Regions from separate parts of the Homo sapiens genome. Here region 1 is linked to region 2. A link is an interaction called in ENCODE POLR2A ChIA-PET data of the cell type or tissue named here. Cell type or tissue: K562. All regions are shown on one strand. Links, peaks and the distances in the headings refer to the core of each region. The heading gives the core; the rest is flanking DNA.

Region 1 (5,389 bases), core at 337-5,336, 210 kb after region 2:
TCTTGGCAATTGTCAATAATGCTGTAGTAAACATGGGAGTGCAGATATCTCTTCAATTTACTGATTTCATTTCCTTTGTATATATACCTAGTAGTGACATTGTTGGATCACATGGTAGTTCTATGCTTAATTTTTTGAGGAACTTTAATACTGTTTTCCATAATGGCTGTGCTAATTTAAGCAGTGGTAACTTCGGAACCAAGCTGTCTGAATTCAAATCCCACCTTTACCAGTTTGCATGTGACTTTGGGCAAGTTAATTACCCCATGCCTCAGTTTCCTTGTTTACAAAATGGAGAAATAGTATCTATTTTATAAGGTTGTTGTGAGATCAAATACTTGTAAAGCTATTGCTTGTAAAGCTCTTAGAATATGGCCTGGCATATTGTAAGCACAGTGTAAATGTTAGCTATAAAGACAAATGGAGTCATCTGTCCATCTTGTCATCTCAAGGGTCAGTGGTCAAGATATATTTCTTAAAAATTATTTTAAATTTTAATGGTTTTCCTATTTTATTTATCGGCATTGCAGAGTAATTTTGTTGCACATGCACAGTAGTTTGTTTACAAATTATACATCAAATAGATTTGTATGGGCTTGTCTAGAAATCTTAACCATTTATAACATTGTGTGTCATATACATATCTCTATCTATCTAAATTTATATTTGTATGCACACACACAAAACACTTTTTGCAGTAGATTTTTGGACACAGATTTTATGAACTATATCCAGCTTATTTTATAAATTTATTTTTCTTCTATGTATTTTTCATTTTCCAGAGGTTGGGCTCACAAAGCATTGTCAAGACTTGAGGTGGCCTTGAATAGCATGCTAGAATTTTGTATTTTATTCCCTGCGTTATAAGGATATGCCCAGAAAGGAAGAGAGGGCCATAGTGTAACCTGTGTTTTAGGGAGGTTAGTTTTGTAGCAGTGCAAAGGCTGGCTTGATAATGAGGTCTTGGAGTCAGAGAGATTAGTTAAAAGGCAGTTAGAATAACTCAGTCTGAGAACCTCAATTAATGTGCTGGACAAGAGGGAATACATGTAAGAATAATCTGGGGATAGAATCAAGAGGACTCAAGAGTGCAGTGGTGAAATGGTGGAGAGAATTCCAAAGGCTTTCAGTTTCGGTTGATGAGAGGCCGGTGAAACCATTAGGAAAGACAGCCTTCTCTATTACTTCCTAAATACAGAAGGGATTCAGAATTTTCAAGGAGAGGTAGAGGTAGAGACTGTAGAAGGTCAGAATATAAAGCAAGCCTATTCCTCAGCTTAAAAAACTTGGCATCTGAACCTAAAACTAAACAAAGTTGGAATCTTTTGTTTAAAAAAAAACAGAACATATTTAGTTGATAATGATTTTCACTGATGATTCATTTGACCATGATAATTAAACACATTAAATGTTACATTCCAGGCAGTATCAGGTAGATGCTAAGTTGTGAAGCAACACACTTTTTCATCCCTGCAGATCTGAAAGTTTACCTTTTCCAATACAGTAGCCAGAGCTCTGGAAAGAAACAAACAAGGCCACAAGTGCCCCAACTACATCCTTTTCAAGATGCGAATGCTTTCCACCTCCATCCAAGACTCTCAGAGCCTGTGTGTTCAGTGGGCAAAGAACGAGACAACAAGATGCCTTGGTCCAAGACTGCATGGGCAGTTAACTGTGCAGCAGGGAATGGCTGAGGCCTCCAGCCCGGAAATGGTGTGCTCTTACTAAACCACACTTCTCTCCCACCTCCCTCCCAAAAACTCCAGCTCGCATAGGGAGAGTTTCTGAGAATGAAGCTTTTCTATATTGTATCTGTGGGTTCTCTTACCGTGTTAGCTAAGTCAGAAATCCAGATGCATGACAAATACAGTGGTACTAATGGCGACTAAGGGACAGATATATATATATATATTTTTTTTTTCTTGGCTCACTGCAACTTCTGCCTCCTGGGTTCAAGTGATTCTCCTGCCTCAGACTCCTGAGCAGCTGGGATTACAGGCACATGCCAGCATGCCTAGCTAATTTTTGTATTTTTAGTAGAGACAGGGTTTCATCATGTTGGTCAGGCTGGTCTTGAACTCCTGACCTCGTGATCCACCCACCTCGGCCTCCCAAGGGAGACAGACTTTTTAAGACACTGGGAAAAACCTAGAGTGTGTAGTTGCCATAATAAAAATATATCATTTAAAAGACTGATTCCACAAATATTTATTCAGTACCTACCAGGTGTCAGGCACTGTTGTAGGCAATGGGTAACAGAGTAGTGAAGAAAACACCAATATGTTATGTAATGGGAATGGGCACCCCACTGGGTGGTGTGTTGGGACTTAGGATCAGGTCTATCAAGTTAAAGGTGTGACCCAATGAGAACACGATTGCACAAGTAATCATATCACAGATTTTTAACTTCTACTTGAATTTCAATAGTAAAAGAGGATCAATTTGAACCCTGCTTGACTTATCAGTAATATATCCCTAACTCCCAGTGAAAAGTCATCTCTCTCTTCTCTGAGCTCTCCTCTCCATCCTTTGATCCTCTGAAAAACACTGGATCATTCTACCATGCATTATAATGATTTATGCATGTCTTATCAGCCTTTGTAGACTCCTTCAAAGCAGGTGTTGCTTCTCTCTCTAGATCCCTCTCCTGACACTGGACATTGCCCTCATTCCCTTCTCTTTTCCACCCCCCTTCATCACACACTTGGAACTCCTTGCACACAGAACTCTCTGTTGTTGCCAGTATATGACAGACTCTGTTCCAGCCCTTTGCCATTGTACACACAGTTCTCTGTGACGGAACACTCTTTCCTTCTTAATTTCCTGGGAAAACTGTGACTTCTCTTCAAATAATCAGCTCAGAAGCTACTTCCTCAGTTAAGTTCCCTATGACTTCTCTAGGCAATGTGTGGTCATGTCCTTTTGCCGTTGCAAGGCTCTAGGCATATCTCTGTTAGTTCACTTATCATTGTGGTTTTTTTTACAATGTTTGTTTTTTGGTCTATAAGCCCTGGGCAGAGTCCTGGTTTTATCTATCTATGCCTCTAAGTCCTTGCATCTGTGCCTGGAAGAGGCCTTCAGTGAAAGTGTGCTGAGCAATTGACTTGCCTTCTGAAATACCAAGAAGGTATCCACATTACTCTAAGGCTCTCCTGTCTGCCAAGCACCCCACCACTCCCACCAAAAAGCACATTCGTCATTGCTAGAAATTCTCCCCATACCTAGGGACTGTATAGGTCTCCATGCTGTCCATCCAGTGCTCTATCCACAGCTTAACATTTGGATTCTAACAGAAGTCTCAATGCCTTCAAGCCAAGGAGTATTTGTATTTTTGGTAGACACAGGGTTTTGCCATGTTGGCCAGGCTGGTCTCGAACTCCTGGCCTCAAGTGATCCACCCACCTTGGCCTCCCAAAGTGCTGGGGTTATAGGCATGAGCTACCACGACCGGCCTAAATTTGTATTATTTTTTGTTATTGTGTTATTTCAAAAAAAATTTTCCAAATATTTTTTATCTGTTTTTGGTTTAATCCTCTGATTTGGAACCTGTGGATATGGAGGGCTGGCTACGTTCTATTTTGAATTCACCCTACAATTAGTTGTGTGACCTTGGCCAAATCATATCACCTATCTAGGTCTGGGTTTCTTCATTTATAAAATGCAAGTTATACTTAATCCAGAATGGTACATAGGTTTTTTTCTCCAGTGCTAATTTCAGCAGTGGCCTCCAAGGGAGCTCCATTGAAAATTGTGAAGCTTAGGTCAGGAAAGACTCTCTGCTAGAAAGAATATTGTGACTATTTAGTCATTTCTGTCCATTTAGCACAGAAGAGGGGAGTGGGTTGCAACTGCCTTGTGTTTGCAGACACTGCACTGGGTAGGTCTTTGAGTTCCTTTTAGCACAGACATTCCACATTTCATGATCCATGCAAGATTATGTGTCAAGTTGGTTCAATTTTACTCCAGAGGCATGTGTCAAGCCTCTGCTGCATGCTATACACTAAGTAGTATGAGATAAAAAGAAGAAATAATGCATGGTTCTTGCTGGTAAGGGACTCAGGGGTGATTAGCAGAGGTAGGAGATAGTAAGTGTTAGTAGATTATAGAAACTGAGGCTCCATCAACAAATGGAGGAGCTGGGTGTGAGATTTATTTGAGTCTTAGTGCTTTACTCTTTTCCACTATACCTCACTACCCTTCTTTTAAGGGTAGTGAGAAGGGAAGGGAGACACTGAACTGAAGGCTTAGATGTTTTCCACACTGGGTGCATCATAGCAGAGGCCCATGATAATCAGTGAACAGTGTTAGAAACCTGGGAGGAAAGGGTAGAAAAAATAACAAGAGTCCGCAAAAGAAATTTTGTCTATTGCTTGAGAGCTGCTCTTGGCTTCAGTACAGGCAGACTTTATGGGACCATATTTATAGGCAAGCACATTTCCTTAGGTCACATATGTCTCAGTTCTAAGATTCTGTCCATTTTTTAACAATGATGGGGTTGAAGAGAGGCAATAACATTTCTGAGAGGAAACAGTGCAGGATAATGGTTTAAATCAAATCACACTGATGTTATGTCTGGCCCTGACCTTGCCTCATGAAGGTGTTCTTTGTCTTTTGTGTGTTTTACTTTTTTTCTTTTTAACAGAGGCGGGTTTTTGCTGTGTTGCCCGGGTTGGTCTTGAACTCCTGAGCTCAAGCCATCCACCCATCTTGGCCTCCCAAAGTGCTGGGATCATAGGCGTGAGCCACCACACCCAGCCTGATGAAGGTGTTCTTTGAACCACCTCAGGGAATGACACTGTGCGCTTGTAAAGTTTCCACAAGGACTTTTATCTCCGTTTGGTTTGAAAATACCATGATTTTCCAAGTAGTAAGCTTTTCTAAGTAGTGAGATTTTCCAAGTAAAGGCAGATTTTTTTTTTCTGAGTCTATTGTGTGGATGCATAGAGGTGAGGGAGTAGCCATAACTCCAGTGTGTGGTCTCTGAACTCCAAACATTCAGACTTTTTTTTTTTTTTTAAGAGACAGGATCTCGTTCTGTCATCCAGGCTGGAGTGCAGCGGCATGACCACAGCTCACTACAGCCTCAAACTCCTGGGCTCAAGTGATCCTCCCACCTCAGTCTCCAGAGTAGCTGGGACTACAGGCACAGGCCACTACACCTGGCTCTAGAAGGTATTTTCAATCCAATCTGACAGCTAAGGAAAATGAAAATCAAAATTAAGTAATTTGTCTTAAAATATACAGGATGAAGATACTAATATATACATGAGATATGAATATACACAAGATAACTTGTTACAGTTTGTACAAGGTAAAGTCATGATTCAAATACAGGGGTATTGATTATAAAATCTATTTTTTTTCTTTTCTTTTTTTTTTTTTTGAGACA
Region 2 (5,389 bases), core at 105-5,104:
TCTGCTCTGGAAGCCCAAGAAACTAGTTTAAATTCACTACAACCCAAGATTATCATGAATAATCATATATTCTTTTGATTTCTTAGCAGACCAAGGAATAGTTTGTGTTTACTTAGTATTTCCTGTTGTATCACTACAAAAATCACTGGGAAGAGGCTACCTGACTGTAGAAGAGGCACAACTGAACTTCAGGATGTTTTTTCAGCTTGGGTTTGGCAATCTAGGTCCTAGATACAAGTTGTAGTACATGAATAATCATTTTGCTTCTGGAAATTGTATTGCAATTAGCTGATGTTTTCTGTGCAGAGTATTAAAGACTGTTGTGTAGCCATTGCCAAGTCTCATGATTCAACAATTGCTATGGTTTGAATATTTGTCCCTTCCAAAATTACGTTGAAATTTTAATCCCAATGTGGCAGTACTGAGAGGTGCGGCCTTTAAGAGGTGATTGGATCATGAGGGCTCTGCCCATAGGTTAAGTTATCACAGGAGGGGAACTGGTGGCTTTATAAGAAGAGGAAGAGTGACCTCAGCTGGCACAAAAGCATGCTCAGCCCCCTCACTGTGTGATACGCTGCACTGCCTAAGGACTCTTCAGAGTCTCCCCACCAGCAAGAAGCCTCTCACCAGCTGCAGCCCCTTGGCCTTGGAATTCTCAGTCTCCATCATTGTAGGAAAAAAAAAAAAATCCTTTTCTTTATCAATTACCAACCCAGCACTTTGGGAGGCTGAAGTAGGATTGCTTGAGCCCAGGAGTTCAAGCCTAGTCTGGGCAACACAGTAAGACTGTGTCTCTGCAAAAACATCAAAAAAATTAGCTGGGTATGGGGGTGCACGTCTGCAGTCCCAGCTACATGGAAAGCTTGGGGCAGGATGAGCACTTGAGCCCAAGAGGTCATGGCTGGAATAAGCTGTGATCACGCCACTGCACTAAAGCCGGGACAACAAAGCAAAACTTCGTCTTAAAAAAAAAAAAAACATTTAAGTCAATAAATTACCCAGTTTTGGGTATTGTTATAATCAACAAAAAATGAACTACTAACCATCCATTAACAAGAAGAATCCTATATTCTACACATAAATGCCTACCAGTATTAAATAAAAGCTCACCAATATGGCAATTTTATTAAACTTATATGAATCTGCAGATATAAAAAGTGACAGCCAACCTGTATTAATTGGAAAAACTGACAATCTTAAGAAATAATCTCTGAAAATAATTTCTCCATATTTAAAAATGTATACTTCATATGTTTTTCAAGTCTCCCAAATTTTGAAATAGGTAATTGAAAAGTTAACTACTCCAGCAAACCATTGTTTCATTTCAATAAATGAATGATTACACATGCAATGGTACTTGGCACACTACTGTTTGGTATAGGTTTTATTTTTAAGTAAAAAAAATGAATCATAGCCAAAACAAAATGTCTTGCCTTTGAATGGTATTTTAAGCTTAAGGGGAAAAAAGTCTTTAATGATGAACATATTTTCATTTTTCAATGTTTTTAATTTTTAATAAAGATTTTTAATTAAGCTTCAGTCTCTAAGCAGTTTTTAAACTTAGGTTTCGTGATCCTTTGACCTCATACTTTTAGATGGAGTCAGTTATCTTCAAAACATGACAAATTTCAGAATCCATTAAAAATTATTTTATTCAAATTATGTTTTCCAAAAGAGAGGGTTCTGTGCTAGTCGTCTTTGAAAGTTTTCATACCTAGAAAAGAAAACACATATATTTACATTCACAAGAAAATTAAAATAGGATCTTTCATTAACTGCCAAATGACTTATCCAAAACAATTTTACATGTCATTTCTAAAAAGCTATAAAAAATCTAAAAAGATAATCTGGAAATGTAATTATTCTTATAAAAAGACAGCAAGCATAGGAATTTAAATATCGGGGCAGTTTTGATTAGCTTTTATCAGAGAGCACAAATCATAAGAAATTTTAGTAATTGTTTATCTTCTGCAAATTTAAGACCTAGAAGGGACCTAAGGAAAAAAATCAAATTCAACTCCTATTTCCTCATTCCACAGATGAGCAGATGAGAGAAATTTGCTCAGGGTCACATAGCTACATTATGCCAAAATTCAAACCTAGTGCATTCCAATGCTCTCCATGCTACACCATGGTACCACTTCTCAACAAACTCTTCCTAGGCATCCTCCCATCTCTAGGATACTCAAAGTGAAAAGAAATATCTATAAAACACGGGAAAGTTGGAAAATAGATTCATTAGCCATTCATGTACACAGTGCAGTATAAACTACTCTCATAGATGGTACTTCTAAATGAAAATACACAAATATTTATAAGCTTTAATAGTGGTCCCTAAAACATAGGCAACTATATTTTCCTGTCTTTATAAATTCATAATGGCGACAATATAACAAAATATTTAGGGTAAGAACTGTTTCTCATCAGATCTCTATAGTACATACTTTAATGGCATGCAGTGCTGATGTTCACAATAAAAGAATATGTTTAAATGTCAAAAAAGGAATATATTCATAGACAAAATAGATATTCAGTTATAAAAAGCCTTAATATTGGAGACAGAAAATGCCTCATACCATTTCAGAACCACATTTGCCGGAATGAACATTTCAGATGGGCTTGGTGTCATCTGGGCCTGAGAGACAGCAAATGATGAAGCAAAATTGTAGAAATTGTCCAACATCTTTTGTGTGAACTGAAAAGTTAATAATAGATTAATGGATTATACTGAATACTTCATTTAGAACTCAATATTTTTAAATTAAAAGTGTTCTCACATTAACTTGTTTATAGGGAGTGTCAGTTCTAAGAGAGTCTAATGCTGAAAGCTGGCTGGGTGCGGTGGCTCATGCCTGTAATCCCAAAACTTTGGGAGGCTGAGGCAGGAGAATCACTTGAGGCCAGGCATTCAAGACCAGCCTGTGCAACATAGTGAGGCCCTGTGTCAAAAAAATAAAATTAAATAAATGAATAAAAAAGAATGTTAAGAGTAATCATACATACAATGACACTGTGAAATATGCTACTCACTTTGGGGAAAAAAAAAGAAAAAAATTTTTCTTCAAAATATTTTCTTTCATCTCCATGTCTGCATCCACTATGTCCCTCCTCAATTATCACTCTCCTCAAATCAACCTATTTTCTCATATAAAATAGTAACCATCTCTAAGAAGTCTTTTACCTGCCAGAAAGATAAGAGTTTACATATTATAAAGGAGCAACTGGTTATTTCCATTGCTGGAAAGAAGATAAAGGCAGCACTATTCCATTTCCTCTGTTTCCTAATCTGTTTCCCTTCCTTGACTCTAAAATGATCAAATTCACTAACATACTCCAAGTCTCCTTGGTAGAAGCTAGAAGTAAATGGACTCACATTTCCTGAGAATCAAATGGGCTTAAGTACTAACCCTAAAAGTAACTGAACTTCTGAAGATAATACTACCTTCTACTCACTCAAAAATAACCTTTCCAGCATCACTTTCTCAAATATACAAAATCAGCCATGCCTTCTCTTCTCTACACAAGAGAATTGGTCTTATTAGGTTTTTTTATTCAGTTGTTGAATAATATGAAGGCAGTATAATCCAAGAGACTCTGCTGCGAAGGCACCTGATTAATATCAAAAGTTCAGTAAAGTCACTAACAGTTTCTTCGTTTGTTTTTGAGACAGGGTCCCACTCTTTCACCCAGGCTGGAATGCAGTGGCACAATCATGGCTCACTGTAGCCTTGATCTCCCAGGCTCAAGTGATCCTCCTGCCTCAGCCTCCCAAGTAGCTGAGATTATAAGCATGCACCACCATGCCTGGGTAATTTTTTATCTTTTTATAAAGACAGGGTCTCACTATGTTACCCAGGCTGGTCTCAAAATTCTAGGCTCAAGCAATCCTCTCACCTCAGCCTCCCAAAGTGCTAGAGTTACAGGCATGTGCCACTGTACCCAGACTAAAGTCACAACTAAAAGATCAATATTAGGAAAAAAAAAAAAAATCAACAGCAGTCCTCCACACCAGTGACAATAATTTTTAAGTGTAACTGAAATCTTTAAAAGGATTCCATTCAGAATATAAACAAAGCATTTTCTCCAATACCTAGAAAAAATGCTAAGACAAACTAGTAAGATTTTTGTGGAAAATATTATAAAGACTACTAAGAGACAGAAAAGAAAACAAAAGGACCTATATATACCATTTTCAATGGAAAGATATACCATGTTCAATGGAAAGACATAACATGTCACATATGGAAAGACAATGTGGTAAAGGTGGCCAATTCTCCCCAAATTAAACCCATATATCCAATGTTATTACCAACAAAATTCCAACAAGGTTCTTCATGAAACTTGACAAGCTAATACTATTTAATGAAACTCAACAAGCTGATATAATTATTATGAAGAATACCTACACAATTATTATGAAGAATACCTATACATATTTTGATGACTGTGAGGAGGAACTTGCCCCACTGGCAAAGAGACAGGCAAATAAACTAATTGGAATAAAAGAGACAGCCCAGAAATAAACCTAAGCATATATGACAAAGATGCTATTACTCATGGTAAAAAAAAAAAAATGGGACAAATTACTCAATTCATGGGGCTAGGACTAGTTTTCCATAAGGGGAAAAATGAATTTAATTCCCTTACCATACTGCACACAAACATATTCAAAAAGTAAACCTTAAGGCTTTAAGAACTGAAAGACAACATCTTAGGCTCTGCTTGAGGCCAGGAGTTTGAGACCAGCCTGGGCAACATAGCGAGACCCCCAGTCTACACACACACACACACACACACACACACACACACACACACACACGAACATCTTTATATCTTTACATATCAGGACAGAGAAGGATTTCTCAAACATTAAAAAACCCACAAATCCACAAATCATAAAAGAAACAATACATTTATCTATATACAAATATAGTATATCTGTATGTAAAAGTCACTATAAGCAATGTTAAAAGACAAGCACCATGCTAGAAGGAGAAAAATGCAATGTATTTACAAAGGATTATTATCCAGAACACATAAAGGCATCTTAGGTTTTTTTCCCAAAAGACTAAATTTAAAAAGTGCCAAAAGCAATACAACAGAAAATTGGACAAAATATATAAAGTCAATTCCTATAAAAGGAAATACAAACACAGCCAAAAGTGTGCAAAGATGCTCAATATCACCAGTAATCAAGAAACACAAACTAAGTATGATATTCTAATTTCACTCATCAGTTTGGCAAAATTTTAAAGGTCTGATAAATGTTAGTGAGAACATATGAAAAAGGAAATGAAAAAAACTGGCTCATTTATACAATGGCACACTATGAAGCAATCAAAACAAAGTATATTCCATGTATCAACATCGATAAATCTTTAAAATAATG

Evidence for each region. Peaks named below come from ENCODE experiments on the same cell type or tissue, not always from the same donor. Only the 100,000 strongest peaks of a DNase experiment are listed, where the experiment ranks them.
Region 1: POLR2A ChIA-PET joins it to region 2 with 5 read pairs; 2 of 35 experiments call an interaction of 5 or more read pairs at or near these places.

The regions. Positions count from the first base shown.
Region 1 is chr11:86,132,471-86,137,859 of GRCh38, reverse strand. No RefSeq gene overlaps it. Among named protein-coding and RNA genes, the nearest start is that of LINC02695, 58 kb to the left of the region's middle. RefSeq lists a cis regulatory region at 2,765-3,248. In K562, for the core only: no CTCF peak of the experiment used is centred there; DNase peaks (open chromatin) are centred at 2,648 and 3,009.
Region 2 is chr11:86,341,909-86,347,297 of GRCh38, reverse strand. HIKESHI (heat shock protein nuclear import factor hikeshi) reads right to left here. Exons shown (of 5, transcript NM_016401.4): 4 at 2,577-2,695; 5 at 1,355-1,714. The coding sequence ends at 1,660. The region is part of intron 4 of LOC105369421 (a long non-coding RNA gene); the gene reads left to right. Among named protein-coding and RNA genes, the nearest start is that of CCDC81, 30 kb to the left of the region's middle. In K562, for the core only: no CTCF peak of the experiment used is centred there; no DNase peak of the experiment used is centred there.